2 separate regions of the Mus musculus genome follow, and region 2 is linked to region 1. Evidence: chromatin loops called from intact Hi-C (ENCODE). Cell type or tissue: left cerebral cortex. All regions are shown on one strand.

The links. Hi-C counts contacts between places; a loop is a spot of excess contacts. Peaks named below come from ENCODE experiments on the same cell type or tissue, not always from the same donor. Only the 100,000 strongest peaks of a DNase experiment are listed, where the experiment ranks them.
Region 2: it touches region 1 in a loop (7-fold over the local background); 2 of 42 quality-filtered maps call a loop at or near these places.

Annotation. Positions count from the first base shown.
Region 1 is chr4:45,696,148-45,704,147 of GRCm38, reverse strand. All of the region lies in intron 1 of Gm829 (predicted gene 829), which reads right to left. Among named protein-coding and RNA genes, the nearest start is that of Gm829, 17 kb to the right of the region's middle. In left cerebral cortex, no CTCF peak of the experiment used is centred here; a DNase peak (open chromatin) is centred at 4,371.
Region 2 is chr4:45,751,620-45,759,619 of GRCm38, reverse strand. No RefSeq gene overlaps it. Among named protein-coding and RNA genes, the nearest start is that of Gm12409, 8.6 kb to the left of the region's middle. In left cerebral cortex, a CTCF peak has its summit at 3,413; DNase peaks (open chromatin) are centred at 3,551, 4,407 and 5,289.

The DNA of each region.
Region 1 (8,000 bases):
GGAGCCAGTTCCTCATGTCAGCTGACTCCCTTTCTCCTCCTCCCCGCCAGGTAGTTGGTGGGTGGATTAATTCAGTGACGCAGCCAGAATGGGCAGCTATTGCTGCACTTTGTCAGACTTCAGATCTGAGGTTTTGAGCATCTTCAGAGGGATCAGGGGAGGAAAAGGAAGGAGAGTGTTGGACTGAAATGGAGCTCACATCCTGGTTCTCCCTTGGCAGTTCACTTGTTGTCAGCATGGGCTCCCTAACTCTTGCGCCTCGATGAGACATCATCTCCTCCCTCCCTTAACCAGTATCAGCACAGTCCAAACCAGGTTGCACTGGGATTTAAGCCTGTGATTGCTCTGCCTGGTGAGGACTCAGGGAACTGTTCTAAAGACAGGAATCTTGTGTTCTTGTAGAAAATGCAAAGTTTTGGTAGTATCTTCTTCCAATACAAAGTTCTAGCTCCACTAAAGAGGTGCACCATTTCTACAAACTTCAGTAGTTTGGGGGGCCTCGAGTCTAAATTCCTGGGGTTCTAGGTTTCCCTAAGCAGAACCTGCCTTTAGCACAACAGATCTACTTGGTGGAGCGCTTCCTCACTGTGGCTCTCCGCACTCCTAAGCCCCAGATCTCCTTTCACTGCAAAGATGAGAATTTTTTTTTTTTACAAACAAAGATTCAGCCACAGTTCTCGCCCTTAGCTCCAGTTGGTCGACTGCCCTTCGTTTCTCATTATCCTTCTGCAGGATGTCACACTTTCTTAAAAACCGCCCAGTTTCTTCATCTTCCTTCTTGGCACTGTTTTCGCTGTCCTTCAAACACACATCCCCTTGTGCCATCAAAGGTGCTATCATCCACTGGGACATTTTCCCAAGCCACCACTTGAGAAAGGCCCCTTCCTGCCCATCATGGAATTGAGAGGAGCAGAATTGAGAGGCGCCAAAGACTTTTGTGTTTCGCTTGGAGCAGGAGGTCCTTGGCAAAGCCAGCCAGCCCGCCATCCTGCTGCCTCTTCCCTCTACTGGAGATCTACTAGAAGAGACTGCTGGGAAGATGAGAAGAGGCTCTAGGAGAGGAATAGAGCAGGAGAACCTTCCAACATGGCCTCAGTGTGGACATCTGTGGAAGCAGAGCAGAAAAGGCAGAAGGGTCAGAAAGGAAGAGCGTCACACCCAGGGCAGTTCTGAGAGGAGCCCGACCATGCCCCAGCAGAGTTTCAAGCAAAGGCTCCTAGAGGAATTCCATGACGGGCAGGAAGGGGTCAGCTCCGGTGTCTCCATAGATTTTGACTGGGAGCAAGGACTGAACCTAAGTTCCAGCATGGAGTTAACTGCCAGTCAATTCTTCCCTACCACAGTCTTTTTAAACGACCTTCATGGCCACCACAATATCTCCACTGGCTTGGCTCACCTTTGAGACAATGCCATTACGTTTAGTTTATTGACTTGGTCAGGCAAAGGCGTGAGTCAGACTGAATCCAATCACTGGATCTTGTTACAAATGCTGGCCCTGCCACAGAGGAGAAATTGGAAGAGAAGGGAGAATTCCAGGAGATATTGAACCAAGTGATTAGTTAGATAAAACAAACCGTTACCTGGTTTCAGTGGGATGGGGGCACTGGAGGCTCCAAGCAGGCTTCTCGGTCCAGCAATGCTGTCATTGGAATGTAAGGGACCTGGGTTATGAGACCAGCAGCATCAGACAGTGTGTGCTTGGAATCCATTAATATCACATTTTAAAAAAATGCAGGAGAAGAACCGACTAGGATGACGACCGCTCGAGCCTCCAGCTGTACCTGGGGGTTATCTCATCTCTGATGGAATGCCTGACTGACAGTAACCACTTAGCAGTGGGGGTGTTCGGGCTCACGGTTCAGTGCATACAGTCAGTTAGGTCAGGTAAAGCATAGTAGCTGGGCATCTGTTGAGGCAGCAGGAACTTGCCACACAGCTTGTTATGTCTCAGTGGATCAAGGAGTAGAGGCAGCTAAAGCCAAACCTGGAAGCCCTACCCCCATAGTCCCATGCCCAAAGGTATTCTACAACTTTCCAAAACAGTGCCTCCATCTGAAGAGCAAATGCTCAAACAGGCGAGCCTAGGGGGACATTTCACATCCGAACCACAGCAAGCAACTGGAGCACAACAGGTGGGAATGACATGGTGGTCATGAACTTGGGCTGGCCTGTGACACTTCAGCTCTTCTGTGAGAAAGGCAATGCATCCAATGAAAGGGGAGGAGAGTCTCTTAAAATCTCTGGAAGGTGCAAATTAAATCCAGAAATAACAAAATCAACTAAACACAGAGTATTAATGCATTTGTGATAAATTTAAAAACAAACCAGATATTTGGTATTCACTGGGTTTGCAGTATAAAGGAGGATTTGACATATCTCGGATTACATTGTAATTGTGTAATTGGGTAATTGATTTGAGACTTGTGATTTTAAATTAAAAGTTGTAAGATAATTTGATTAGTTTTGTAAACAGTTTATTGAAATGTTTACGAGAGTCTGGTATTCACTGCATTCATGACTCTGAGTTATTAAATTTGCGGGGTTAGTTAAGTGCTCGGAAGGGGTTTGCTTGCTAGGTCAGGCACGGGAAGTACTCCAAGCAGACACAGGAAGCATCCACTTGCTGATGCACTTCAAACTGCTTAAAGGAATTTAATAAAATGAGTTGTAATGAGACTGTTTAAGGGAGTTTGGATTTGCAATTAGGGTATTCAAACTTGAAATTAAGCTTAAGGGCTTAGGAGGAAAACAGGGAGTTTTGTTAGTTCTTCTTTTTCTACATCAAAAAATAAGCACCTATGGGGGCTGAAGAGATGGCTCAGTGGTTAAGAACACTGACTACTCTCCCAGAGGTACTGAGTTCAATTGGCAGCAACTACATGGTAGCTCACAACCATCTCTAATGGGGTCTGATGCCCTCTTCTGGTGCCTCTGAAGACAGCTGCAGTGTACACATATAAATAAAATAAATAAATAAATCTTTAAAAAAAATAGTACCTTCAAGTCATCAAGAACTCCCCCAAGCCAGCCCAAGTTCATGACCACAGTGTCATTCCCACCTTGTGCGCTCAAGTTGCTTGCTGTGGTTCGGATGTGAAATGTCCCCCATAGGCTCGCCTGTTGGAGCATTTGGTCCTCTGATGGTGGCACTGTTTTGGAAGATTGTAGGAACCTTGGGACACGGGGCTATGGAGTTGGGGCTTCCAGGTTTAGCCTGAGCTGCCTCTGTTCCTGACCCACTGAGATGTAACAAGCCATCAGGAAACACTCATTCTGTTTGAGAACCTGTCCATCATTGCTCTCTACCCCACACGTCGGTTGCTCAACGTTGAGCAGTGCTACCAGAATGCACCTCTCAGCTCTAACCAGTACCAAGATCGTATGCCTCCTTCCTGTCTTCAGTCCTACCAGTCTGACCTCCCTGCCCCTCACCGATTCCCAGAGTCTGTCTCTAGTCCTCTCTCCTCTTTCTTGCCACTGGGAGAATTGCAGCCATACTGATAAGTGGAGAGTGGAGGTCAGCCTCCTTGGATCCTTTGTGTGCCTGCTGGCCTGAGGCAGCCCAAGAAGTGTGTGGGTGGTTCCTCTAACTCAAAGTTGAAGGTCCTCTTCTAGAAGGGTGGTCAACATGATCTCAATTAGCCCAGCCTGCTCTTATCATCGGTGCCCACTGATGGATCTGGGCATGCGCTATATGAGAGACACCACTGCTCCCCCTGCCTTCCATCTCTCTGCTGCACCTCTGAGATCTGAATGGGGGACAGAGACCATCACTATGGTCAAGTTGGCAGTGCTGTAACCACAGCCCTTTCCACGCTGTAGCGGACCGAATCACCCTGATACAACTCAGTCTCTGCCGTTTCTGGCCATCCACTGGAGACCAAGAAAGCTACGTAAGGCTACGTTTTGTAGCTGAAGCCCAAGAGCAAGCGACCCTAAGTAAACCCTCTCCCTCTCTGAGTCCGGTTCCTCCCGTCCCTTACAAAGCAACTAAGCCACTCCCACACCTTTGTCTGAGAAAGGCACTCTTTTGTGAGCACAAAAGAGCACAAGCAAAGATGGAACCTTGTTATCGATAGTGAGCGATGTCAGCCCAAACATCAATCAGTGGAGGAGTCTTTGAATAAATCTATGTATAAAACACATAGACTGTGTCAGTCCGGGTCCAGCACCAAAAGCAATTAGCACAGTCATTTCCTCAATAACACTGTAACATTTTACTACACAAATTTTCAAACATAAAAGAACATTGAAAAAAATCAAAGTAAACACCCACAGGCTCATGACAACTCACATTTGGCCTATTTTTAGTCCTCATTTAGCCATCCAGCCATCTGTCCATCCACCTGATCTGGTGGGTGTGTTTCCACATAAGGCAAAGACAGCAATATGCTTTACCTAGAAACACTTCAACACGTGGGTCATTACCCAGAGTCCCATATGTGTTTATCTTTTTAAAGTACATTTTTATATAAGTAAATGCACAGGTCTTATGTCTGCTAGTCCAAGGATTTGGGTAAAGCCGCCCACCTGTGTAGATGAAACCTCCCATGAAGACTGAGAGCAGCCACAGCAGAACTTTCCCTGGTGCTCTGTCCAAACTGATCCCCCCCACAGCCCCCAGTGAACATGGCTCTGATTTTTTCAATCTTGGTTTTGTCTCTGCTAGAACATTCTACAATCTGAGTCTCATTTTGAATGGCATGCTTCGGTCAGCCTTCTGTTTTGAAGACTTGCCCGTGATGTTGTGTATAGTGATGGTTTAAGTCTTGGTTTTACCCAGTCAGTGATCCATTGTGGGCCATAGTTGGTCCTCTTGGTGTACATATGGGGTGTCTCTGGTTTAAGAATATCACAAGGAAAGCGCTTTTGCACTAGACGTCTCAAATCCTTCCTGTGCACGCATGTTTTCAGTTGCCTTAGGTAAATCCCTAAGACTGAATTTTCTTGTTTATAGGGAAGATAAAGCTTCACACACACACACACACACACACACACACACACACACACACTGCCCAGTGCAGAGTCTATCTAGCTTCACCCTCCCTTTATAATACATCCTCTTGGGCCCTCTTCCATGTTCTCTATGTTATTGGGCTTTGCCTGGGATTAATCCAGGGCACCTGGCATGCCCAGGGTTTGAATGACTTACAAGGAAGGGCTCATTCTAGACACCCTAACTACCTTGTCAATGCTCCTATTGCTCCCCCAGAAACCATTAGGCTCCCCTACCCCACTGGCAGAGTAGAAACTAGGCAATAGCATTGTCTGTAAGCTGACTGTACCTAAATGCACCATGAGCAGAACTGAGACCCATGCTCTCCAGTCTGAGTTCTCTGAGCCCATTCAGAAGGGCTGGGCAGGGCTATGAGGTGGAAAGATGGCTAGACTCCAGAGGCCATGTCTTAGGCTCAAAGCCAACTGCATGGACCGCCATCTGCAGGGGCCACAGGGCAGGGGGCAGGGGAATCTCAGTGGTTTTACAGCCTTAGTGAGACTCCTCTTCACCCAACAAAACTATGGCACAGAAGCTAAGAACTAACGTGGAACACTGGACACAGATGTTGGGTTCCGGTCCTCAGTGGAGGCTCTACACATGTTTCATAATGCTCCTATTATAAGAAAATTTAAAATATTGTACACTGTAGTGGTAGAAGCTGCCACTGGCTCTGGCTGCCTCTGATCTGCTGGATTTCCTTAGACTGCTTGAGTTTGCTGCCTCAGAACCTCATATGTTCCTGCCTGTACAAAGGCAGAGATTAGGCAGGCTGAGGTGTGGTGGCTGCTGTTCTATGAGCTGGGACAAGCCAGGGGTCGCACCCAGGTAAAGGAAGCCCTGCCCACTGTCTAGGCAGCTCCTCCCCAATTGAATTCCCTCCTACCATCCCTTCATCATCATCATCTCTCTCTCTCTCTCTCTCTCTCTCTCTCTCACACACACACACACACACACACACACACACTCACACACTCACACACACACACACACACACACCCCACAGGCACATCCACAAGTGAATAAATTAAAATGTAATGTCTAGAAACAAACACACACGGACCTGACCTGTCACATCTCCAAGAGGGGAGTGGTTCCTGACTTTACACTAACCCTGCTGCATTTAACACATCTACACAAGCAGGGCACCACCTGTGGAGGGTGGAGCAGAGCCTAACGGGGCCTAAATCAGGAGCCCGATCTCCTGTGTTCCACTTGGAACACAGCCCCTGCGAGCTCAGACTACCTAGCCTCTTTGTGCCTCCATTTTCCCCATAAGATTGGAATGGAAAGGGACTTAAAATGGCACTAGTAGTGGCACTGGAATTGTTGCAATGCCTAGTGAGGATTAAATGAGTATGCATGGGAGGATCCATGGGTGGAATAACATAGACTCCATGTATTGGAGTCCTCAATACAGCACGGTGTTAGAAAGAGGGGCCTGATGGGAGGGAGTTAGGACACATGGCTGGGCTCCACCATCTTCCTCATGATCTCCCCTGCCTGATGAGGACACAGGACTAATCCTGTCCTAAGGATGCAGAATTGAAAATGCTATCTTGGAATCCATCTTTTTCTTGGCCCCCAAGCTTCCAGAAGCGTGAGAGATAAATAACTCTACCTATGAAGTACTTAGATTGGCTGCTTACTAAAGAAGGTACCAGTGCCTTTGGCCCTTGGAGTTTCACCACTGGGGCACAGGACTTACTTGTGAAGAGATGGGTCTGGTGTATCTAGTGTGCCTGTGTCTGACTCCACCTCCAGCCACAGAAATGTTCCCAAACCTCTTCCCATTGCGTTGATCCCGCCTGAGTGGCCACAGCAAGGCCTCGATGACGCTCATCACATTTGGAGCTCACAGGGCCTTCACTTTCCACGGTTGTGGCTTCAAAATCCCTCTGCTTGTTTAAGACTCCATTTCTAAAAGTCAGACCTTTGCGGCCAGCTAATGATGTCCGTGGAGACAGTGGAAGCTGCAGTGTGCAGCCTGGCCCAGGAGATTCCCAGAGAGCACTTTGCCAGGGGCACTTTGGGCTGAAGTCAAGAGAAGTTGTTGAGTGCATCCCCAGAGGACAGGGGCCCTGGAAGTCAGAGCTGAAAGACTATGCACAGATCTCCTACCTCTTCTTCCTCCTCCTCTTTCTCCCCCTCCTCTTCCTCCCTTCCTCTTTCTCTTCTTCCCCGCACCCCCTTACTATGTTGAGATGTGAGACAAGCCCAGAGGGTCCTGTCACCAGGCTTGCAATCTAGGGCTGATGCCTGCTGTCACTCCTAGGATAGCAGGTCCTGAACCTGAGGAGGAATCAGAACCACCTGGAAAGACCAGGCTGTGCCAGTGGGTCTGACAAGTTCCTCATGGGCCAATGCTACTAGTCCAGGAACCACAGTGAAAGCCACTACTCTAGGAAGCTGCCTTTCACCTGGGAAAATGGAATAGACTCAAAGCTAATATTGCCTTCTGGGAGAAAAGAAAGAGACAAGCTAAAGTACTAGAGGTCATGTGAAGAGTGATGCTAGAGGGAAGGAAGCAGAATAGAAAGAGGGACTTCCTGCACACATTCAGACTGCAGTGAGGGGAGCACAAGCCTTGTCTACGGGAACACTGACTCACTGGTTTGTGCAAGTGCTGGCTCAGTACCTGCAGGAACCCAAGAGCGAGCAGTGCTTTAAATGCCCTGCTGTAGCACTTGGCTTGCATTACTCCAGTCCCAGCTCTGCCTCTGGTGCCCCAGAACCTACCAGTAGCCAGTGATTCTGTGGGCAGCAGATGCCACCTAAGGGGCTCAGTGTTCTCGTTGAAAACTCTTCTTGGTTTGAAGGCTAGCACTGAAAAGCCTGGACCAGGAGGTGTGTGGGGCTGTGTGTACATGTGTCTGTGTGTGTCTCTGTGTGTACATGCATGTTTGGCCATGCATGCGTGGTGGTGGTGGTGGTGGTGGTGGTGGTGGTGGTGGTGGTGGTGTGTGTATATGTGTGTGTGTGTGTGTGTGAGAGAGAGAGAGAG
Region 2 (8,000 bases), 55 kb before region 1:
CTTCTGGTGAGAACCCTCCTGGGGGGTGCAGCCTTCTGGGTGCTTTCTTGAGTAGGGGGAGCAGGACCGTCAGGCGCCTCCTGGAGATTTCCTGAGCGCCCCTCCCCCCTCGGGATGTCTTTGTCTTTGTCTCCAGAACCGCAGGCAACTGCAGGGGTGGGTTGGAAGGTGGCACCCCTGCACCAGAGAGATCTAACTGAAGGAGGGGTGGTTGGAACAGATTCCCTTGCACCTTGGAAACCTGAATCAGTCCAGCCTGGGACCAGGCAGCTGAGGACTGAGTTAGTTGCCTCCTGAATGGTGGTCAGAGCGTTTCATGGAGGATGTTTCTTTGGACTATCATGAGTTGGTTTGCCTAAAGCCTAGGGGTGGGAAGGAACAGAGGCCGTTTCTTGAGCCAAAGTTTCCCTGGGATGGCAGGTAGGTGTGGTCTTGTGTGAGTGGCTCTCAAGAGTGGAAGCAGAGATGCAGGGGAAGTGGAAGACTAGATGAAGCCAGGGTGGCCTCTTGCAAGTCAGATGGTGGAGGTTTGACTGCCAGTCTGAGGAAGGCTGAGGAGTGGCTTCGGTTCCGCAGGCAATGGTAAGCCACTGAAAGTCTTTAATCAGGCAAGTCCCTTGGTAAGGATGATGACTATGGTCACTGGGATGGCAGGTGGTGCTAGAACCCAGCCCTGTCCTAAAGAGGTTCTGTCCAGTTGGGAGAGAATGGCACACAAGCCATGGCTCTGCTCTGAAGGCCCACAGTGCTCCATGTATTGGGCAGGGGACAGAACAGCAAGTGAAGGAAGGGATCCCAGGTGTGGCTTGACCACAGAGACCTAGGGAAATGAGATTGCAGTCATGGAGACAGGAGTCTGGCCAATGAAGAGTAGAGGTCACGAGGACTGGGGACAGGGGAAGGGACAGCATGGACAGGGATAGAGAACACAGATCTAGGAAGTATAGGTGGCTGGGACTCGGACTCTGTGAGGGTGGGGGCTGAAGTGCAGACAGCTAGGAGGGACAAAGCAATGGGCAGAAAGGACGATGATGGAAGATTCTCATAAAGATGGAGGCTGTAAAGCCTGCTGTGCCTGAGAGGTCACGGGGCTGAGGTGGGGGAGCCAGCATCTTGCTAGGACTTCCCAGCTCACACTGCCGTCTGGGTCCCGATCCCTGATATTACATTTCTCCGTCACCCACTCATAAATCCTCTTCCTGCCTGGGGCCCAGAGCCCTTGAACAGAGAACAGTTTGATTTAAAGTCAAGACTGGCAGCAACGGGGTGAAGGAAGACTATCCAAAGACGAGCCGGGTCCTCCCTGGGGTCAGCACTGTAATTAAAACAGGGCCATCTCTCTTCCTGAGAGCCTTTCTAGAACACAGGATGCAGGGGCTGATTGTCTCCTGCCTCAGAGGCCCGTGGAGCATTCAGACTGGCAGGCAAAGGCCAGAACTGTACACACCAGCTGGGCCAGCTCCCAGGCAATTGTCTCCTTGCGGGGAGCCAAGCTGTAGGTGGGCCTCTCCCCTGGGCTGAAGGTATCCAAAGGTGAGTGAGCTTGTGACTAATTAATACTGCACAGGAAATGAGACCCGTACCACTTCCAGGGTTACAAAGACTGACTTTCTTGCTAATGTTCAATCTCTCTCTCTCCATTATCTCTCTCTCTCTCTCATGGTCTCTCTTCACACACCACTGTAGCAAGCTGCCAAACGAGACACCCACACAGCAAGGAAATCAGGGTCATCTGGTCAGTCAGTGAAGAGTTAAGGCCCACGGACTTGGGTGTTGCTTATGGTCAAGAGGACTGGACGACAGGCAACAGATTCTTTGAGCTGACCACCTGAGCTTTCAGATGGGACCACAGGCCCCCGGTAGGCACCTGGACTGAAGAGGTGTAGCAGGAGGCACAGCTAAGTTATACCAAGTCGTTGGAACAGAAATGGGAACCATTATGAGCCACCAGGTTTGGGGGTCCTCTGTTATACAGTAATCACTAACTCACACACCTGCTGACCGGAGCCAGTCAGCTGCTTGCCGGGAGTCTCCGAGTTGCCCTCTGAGTAAATGGGCTGATTATACTCAGCCCAAAGCACTGTGCAAAGGAGACTACACAAAGGCAGAGGGAAAGAGCAGCATCCTAGGTAAAATGCTAAGCACATGGGGTGTGTTTTGTGGCTGCAATTCTTCCAGAGACAGGCTGGGGAGAGCATGGTTTGGATGGCCTTGGAGAAGTCAAAGAACCTGTCTGTCCTCAGGTCCCTCATCTGTAAATGGGGCCATTGACAGGAGCAGAAGAACCTTCAGTGAACTTCTCAGCATGTTTCTGAGGAGAAGGAGAGAGTGGCTGTTTAGGGGAGGCCAGGGCACGGTGGAAAGAACACAGGGCCCGGAGCCAGGTACCTAGCCTCAGTCTCTACCACATTAGCCAGATGTAAAAGGTGGGGCCATCTCCTTCCTCTTCTTCTGCAACCTCAGTTCATAATGAGCTAAACTGTCTCACGTGCTATCTGGGAGCTCCCTGCCAGCCTGCAGGTAGAACACACAAGGGAGGACATTCTTTTCCGTGTTGAGAAGAGGCACGGGCTAGGGCTGTGCATCCTCACGGAGCAGATATGCAGATGAGGCCACCGGACAGAGGCACTGGAAGACAGCGCAGAGCAGAACTCGAGAGCCATGTGGAGTGGAGGCTAGGGGTCACCCGGGAGTTCCGCACTGGACAGGCTGGAGGGTGGGTGTGTGGCTCTGTTGCTCAAGCCTGTGTGAAACTCTTTTCTAATCCTCAGCACAACAGCAGTGGGCGTGGTAGGTTGCACTTGTAATCCAAGCGCTAGGGAGGTAGATACGGGAAGACCAGATGCTCAGACCATTCTTGGCCATGTAGCCCATCCTGGAATACATGAAATCCTATTTCAAGAAATTAAAAGGTCCTGGTGGGGCCTTGAATGCCAGGCAGAACAGCTTTGACTTCATACTGAAGACAGAAGGGTCCTGTGACCCTCATCAGGATCCAAGTAAACTCCGGGAAGGCCCTGCCAAGGAACTGGGCCAGCACCCTCTAGAATCTTAACTCTTGGTGGGGAGGGTCACCAGAGGCATGAGACTACCACAATTGCTCTCCCTCATGCAGGACTCAGCCCTCGCTAAGAGAGAGATCATCTGCTCCAGGATATCTGTTTTGCATCCTGGTCAGTGGACTGGCAGCTCTGACCCTGTACAGGACTTTGAGAATCCCTGAAAAAAGACACAGTAAGGCCTTTGACCTGGACTCTCCCGATGGTGCTCAAGCCACCAGGCATTCTCACCATCTGGGTGACCCCACCTCACTTCAGCGAGCAGCCTGGTTCCTTCTCTCTCCATCACTCCTGCACAAAAACAACACCATTTTCCGCTGTCCCTCCCTCTACGCCCGGCAGGGGTTCTGATATCTGCTCGGAGCATCCCCACATTCTTCAAAAGACGTGTTTGGAAACAAGAAATTGCTAGAGAGATGATTCAGGCCTTGGCCTCCGGTTGTGTCTGGACATAAGCAGACCCATCTGTGCCGCTTCCACTGCCAAATTCTGTCATCCGGCTCCATATGGCCGGCTCCCTCCGCCCTCCCTGCTCACAACCTGCAGTCTGTCCCAGCTCACTCGGCAGGCAGGCGATGGCTACACCGAGAATCCAGGGAGAGAAGCCTTGTCCCAGCAAGCGGCATCTCCGCACCCCTCCTGCCCTTCTTAGGACCACTATGGGAGCGCAGAACACAGCGTGGCTGGGTTTCCTGGGCTCTCTTCCTTCTTGTCTCCACAGAGACATAATGTGGAGTCTTCAAGCTGAGGAAGACCCAAGGAGACTGAGCTCTTGCCACCCTCAACCCCCACCCCCAACATATGGAGGTAACTTCCTGGCCGGTGGGTTCAGTTGTTTGCTGTTCCAGTCTCTTTGTCCTAATGAGAGCACCTGCAGGCCTCTCAGCATCTCCCCTGCAACCTGACTTGGCACTTAGTGCCAGGTTAACTTGTCTGGCTCCCCCCAACATCTTCAAGTGGGGACCTACCCTAGTGTTCTGGTCCTGTTCATTTCCTAGGTCGGACACTTAGGTCCGAGAAGACAATAGCAGGGAAGGGACTCTAAACTGTCGAGTACCAAAGCTCAGAGAGTGAGCCTTGGGCTTGCAGGTTACAGGCCGGCATGACTTCCAGTCTGAGCAAATCCATTTCCAGACCAATGCTCATGGTCAGATTAGAAAATCATCCTCCTGAGAGGATTTAAATCCCGGGGGGTGGGGGCACTGCGAGAGGTAAGAGGGTGACGTGGGGATGAGGGAGGGCGGGCTGTGGGGAGAGGCTGGCTGTATGGCAGTGCTCCGGCTCCAGTACAAGATGGGAAGAAACAATGAGCTCCCGTGCCAGCCAAACAAAACACATATGCTGCCCAGATCTGACTCAAGGTCTGTCAGTATAAAACGGGTACGGAAGCAAGGGAGGGGACAGAGGGCTGGTTTTAACAAGGCTACACTGGACACAGACATAAAGGCCCTGGGAAAGAGGGTTAGCATATGGCGCTCATTCCCAAGCTCAACCTAGGCTACAAATGGCTTGTGGCACTAATAGGCATGCTCCTTCCACAAAAACTCCCACCCAGGGCTGTATTAGATTCTGTGACTTTCACTGAATCAAGTATGCTCTGACTTCCAGGTGAGACAAGGCGTGGAAAGAGAAGAAAACACACCGTTCCCCTGGTGGGCAGGTCTGTGGAATGTCGTATCCCACGTAATGAGTGACTCAGGGTCAGTTAAGCTTAGAAAATACCTCATTAAACAAAGTTCAATGTATTGCACCACTCTGAATTTCTCCGAGCCTTTACCATGCTAACATGTATTACACGTTAAGGTACTTCGAAGTATCTGGGCCTGTCTGGGTCCCTAACGGCTTTGAGTGTTCCGTTCTGTAGTGAGGTCTGATGAGGGAGAATCTCCTGTTTGGAGAATGAGGCTAGGTGAAGGGTTTGGCTGTATTCAGGCTCCAGGAACGTTTCAGCACGAGGCATTTCCTCAGTGGGTTTTGCATAAGGGACAGCTGCTCCCTTCATGGTCTGCCCAGGGAGGGGGATCTTGGGGGTTCAATCCCTGAACACATTTGCATGGGAGAAACACTGTGTTGATGTGAGAAACCCACCCAGAGTTCACAGTAGAGGAGCAACAGGACCGGAGAGCATCCCATGTCTGCCTCATGGTTCTGTGGCCAAGAAAGGAAGAGAAATCAATTCCAGCAAGCAGGGCTTGCTCTCCCGCTCCATGGCTGTGAGTCTCAGACAGAAGCCTGCAGTGGCGCTGCCTGCTGCGTTCACAGCCAAGGCTAGCTCCACTTCTATGAATAAAATTTAGAGGTTCAGGACAGATCTGAAAACCAATTGCTCTCCCCCACTCTTCTTCCAGCTCTCTCCACTTATTGTCTGCAACTCCTCTCTCTCTCTCTCTCTCTCTCTCTCTCTCTCTCTCTCTCTCTCAGTTTAGGAATCGATAGCTCTTTGTTCTGGAAATCTCCAGCTAAAGGAGAGTGGATGGCTCAGGGTTGAGGCTCATCATTGACACAGAATCAGGACAGAACATTCCTGGAGAAACGGAAACCAAAGCCAAGGTCTGGCTACCTGCTCGTTCACAGAACTAACTAGTTCTCCAAGAACTAACGTCTGGGACGAGCCATAACCAGTTTCAAAACTGCCTCTCAACTCTGATGGAAGCCTGTTCCTCACAATGCAAAGAGAGCAACCCCACTTCTTCGAGGGGTGGGATTGCGTGTGAGGACCTGGGCAGGGAGGTGGGAAAGTTTGCCTGGGGAGAATTGGAAAAGGCTGGAAGCGTGGAACAGGGTGACATTTCAGACCATCTGTGGAAACCCCCGTCTGTGCTCTGATCTGCCCTGCTTCCATTTTTATCTGCTAATTGGGCCCAGCCTTCATGGTCTTGGGAAGTCATGGGGGGCTTTGCAGAGGCTGCATGGTGCATGCCTGCCTGTGGTTGGTTTAGGCTCTGTCTACACTGCTTCTGACATGGATCTGAGGGCTCTCGATGGAGGAGGGGGTTGGCAGGAGGGAGAGGTTTGATTTGAAGGACGAGCAGAAGGTGCTTGCTGCTGCCCATCTTGGCGACAGAAGGGAAGGGGGGCTTCCCCACAGCCAGCCTTGGGGATTTCTCTCCCACTTTGTCCTCACTCTCTCTTTGGCAGCCCTGGGTATTCGAGACACACAAGCCAGCAGTCCAGAATTGCACTCCCAAATAAGGAAGAAAATGGCTGGGAACTCCCTCCCCCACTGTCTGTAGGGCAGGCTACAGGCTTCCTCTGACCCTGGGGACTCTCCAGTGGACTGCTGGACTGTCTGGTTCCAGGGCAAGCCTCTGGTATATCAGGCTGGTGGAGGAGGTTGTAACCCACAGTCTCTGGCTCCATCCAAGCAAGACACAGGAAACATTCTGGCTAGATCTGAGGCTGGATGTCAGCTCAGACTGTCTATGGCCTGAGTGTTCCAGGCAGGTTTAAATCTGCAGACAACCGGCAGAACGTCTTCTCTTCGTCTGGCTAACAGTTCCCAGTTCCATCAAAACCAGTCTCAGAGCTGTCCCCAGTTTTCCCATACAAAAGGTGAAGGCGACAGACTGTCTTTGGGCTTTGCAGGCATCAGGGCATTGGATCTAGAGTGAGTGAGGTCTCATCTTGACCATAGTTAGGACTTCAGGACTGACCCAAGCATGACCAACACAAAGCAGGTCTTCAAGGTCCGTGGGTGACCTCCAAAGAGGAGCCATGCTCCAGAATACTGCCGCTCCATGTGTCCTCTAGACCACTGGTGCCACTTTGCTGGTGATGTCATGCTGGAATTGGCCACATTTCTGTCACTGTGGCACAACACCCGGCAGGGACCATTCAAGGAGGCAGGTTTATTTGGGCTCACAGTTTCACAAGGATGTGGGTCCAGCATCATGGCCACCTGTGGCAGCCATGCATGACACAGCAGTTGCCTACATTGTGAGGCTCCAGGAAGTGAGAGAGCAGGGGTTTGGGGTGTGACCTTCAGAGGCCTGCTCTTACTACCTCTTTCCCCATTCAAAGGTTTCCCCACTGCATAAAGGTCCCACGGCCTCCAAAAACATGCCACAAGACCCCGAGAGGGACATTTCATACTCAAATCATAGCAGACAGGCATAGGTGTGAAACATGGAGAAAGACAGTTTCACAATTGTGAGGGAAGAGATGTATAGAGGGAAATCCATCTCTTCACTCTGTGTGTATGTATGCACATGTGTGTGTATATGTGAGCACACAAATATACACACATGTGGAGGACAGAGGTTGATGTCTAGAATCATCCTCATCACTTGTTTCATCGAGGCAAGTTCTCTCAATCAAAGCCAGAACACACCGATGGTCTCATGAGCCAGCTCACTCTTGGATCCCATCTCTGCCTCCCGAGGCTAGAATTACAGAGGGGCTACCTTGTTCACCCCACATTGACATGGGTCTCAACTTGCATACTCGGGTGTTCATGCTTGTATAGCAAGCATGTTAAGTGAGCCATCTCCCCAGCTAGGGTTTGTTTAACAAAGCCTTTTTAGAGCCTCTAGCAGTAAGGATGCTATACGACCTGTGAACAGAGAGCAGCAGATTCCCCTAGACGCATGGTCATAGATTCATGTTCCAGGAGAGCGCGTCAGTAGACCAGGTCTTCCTGGAACCCATTACTGGACAGTCATTTTCATCACACACCTGCCTACCTTTGTAAGAATTGCCATTCATCAAAGACTGGGAAAGGAGGCCAGGCTGGGAGTTTAGCTTAGTGGTAGAGCATTTGCTTAGCATGCAAAGGTCTCAGATTCAATCCCAGCACTGCCGCAAAATAAGTAAAAAGTAGTATTACCCCCCTCTCTTTCACACACACACACACACACACACACACACACACACACACACATGCACACACACACACACCAGTGGGGAAGACAGAATGAGACTGGAGAGAACTTGGCGGGTGGC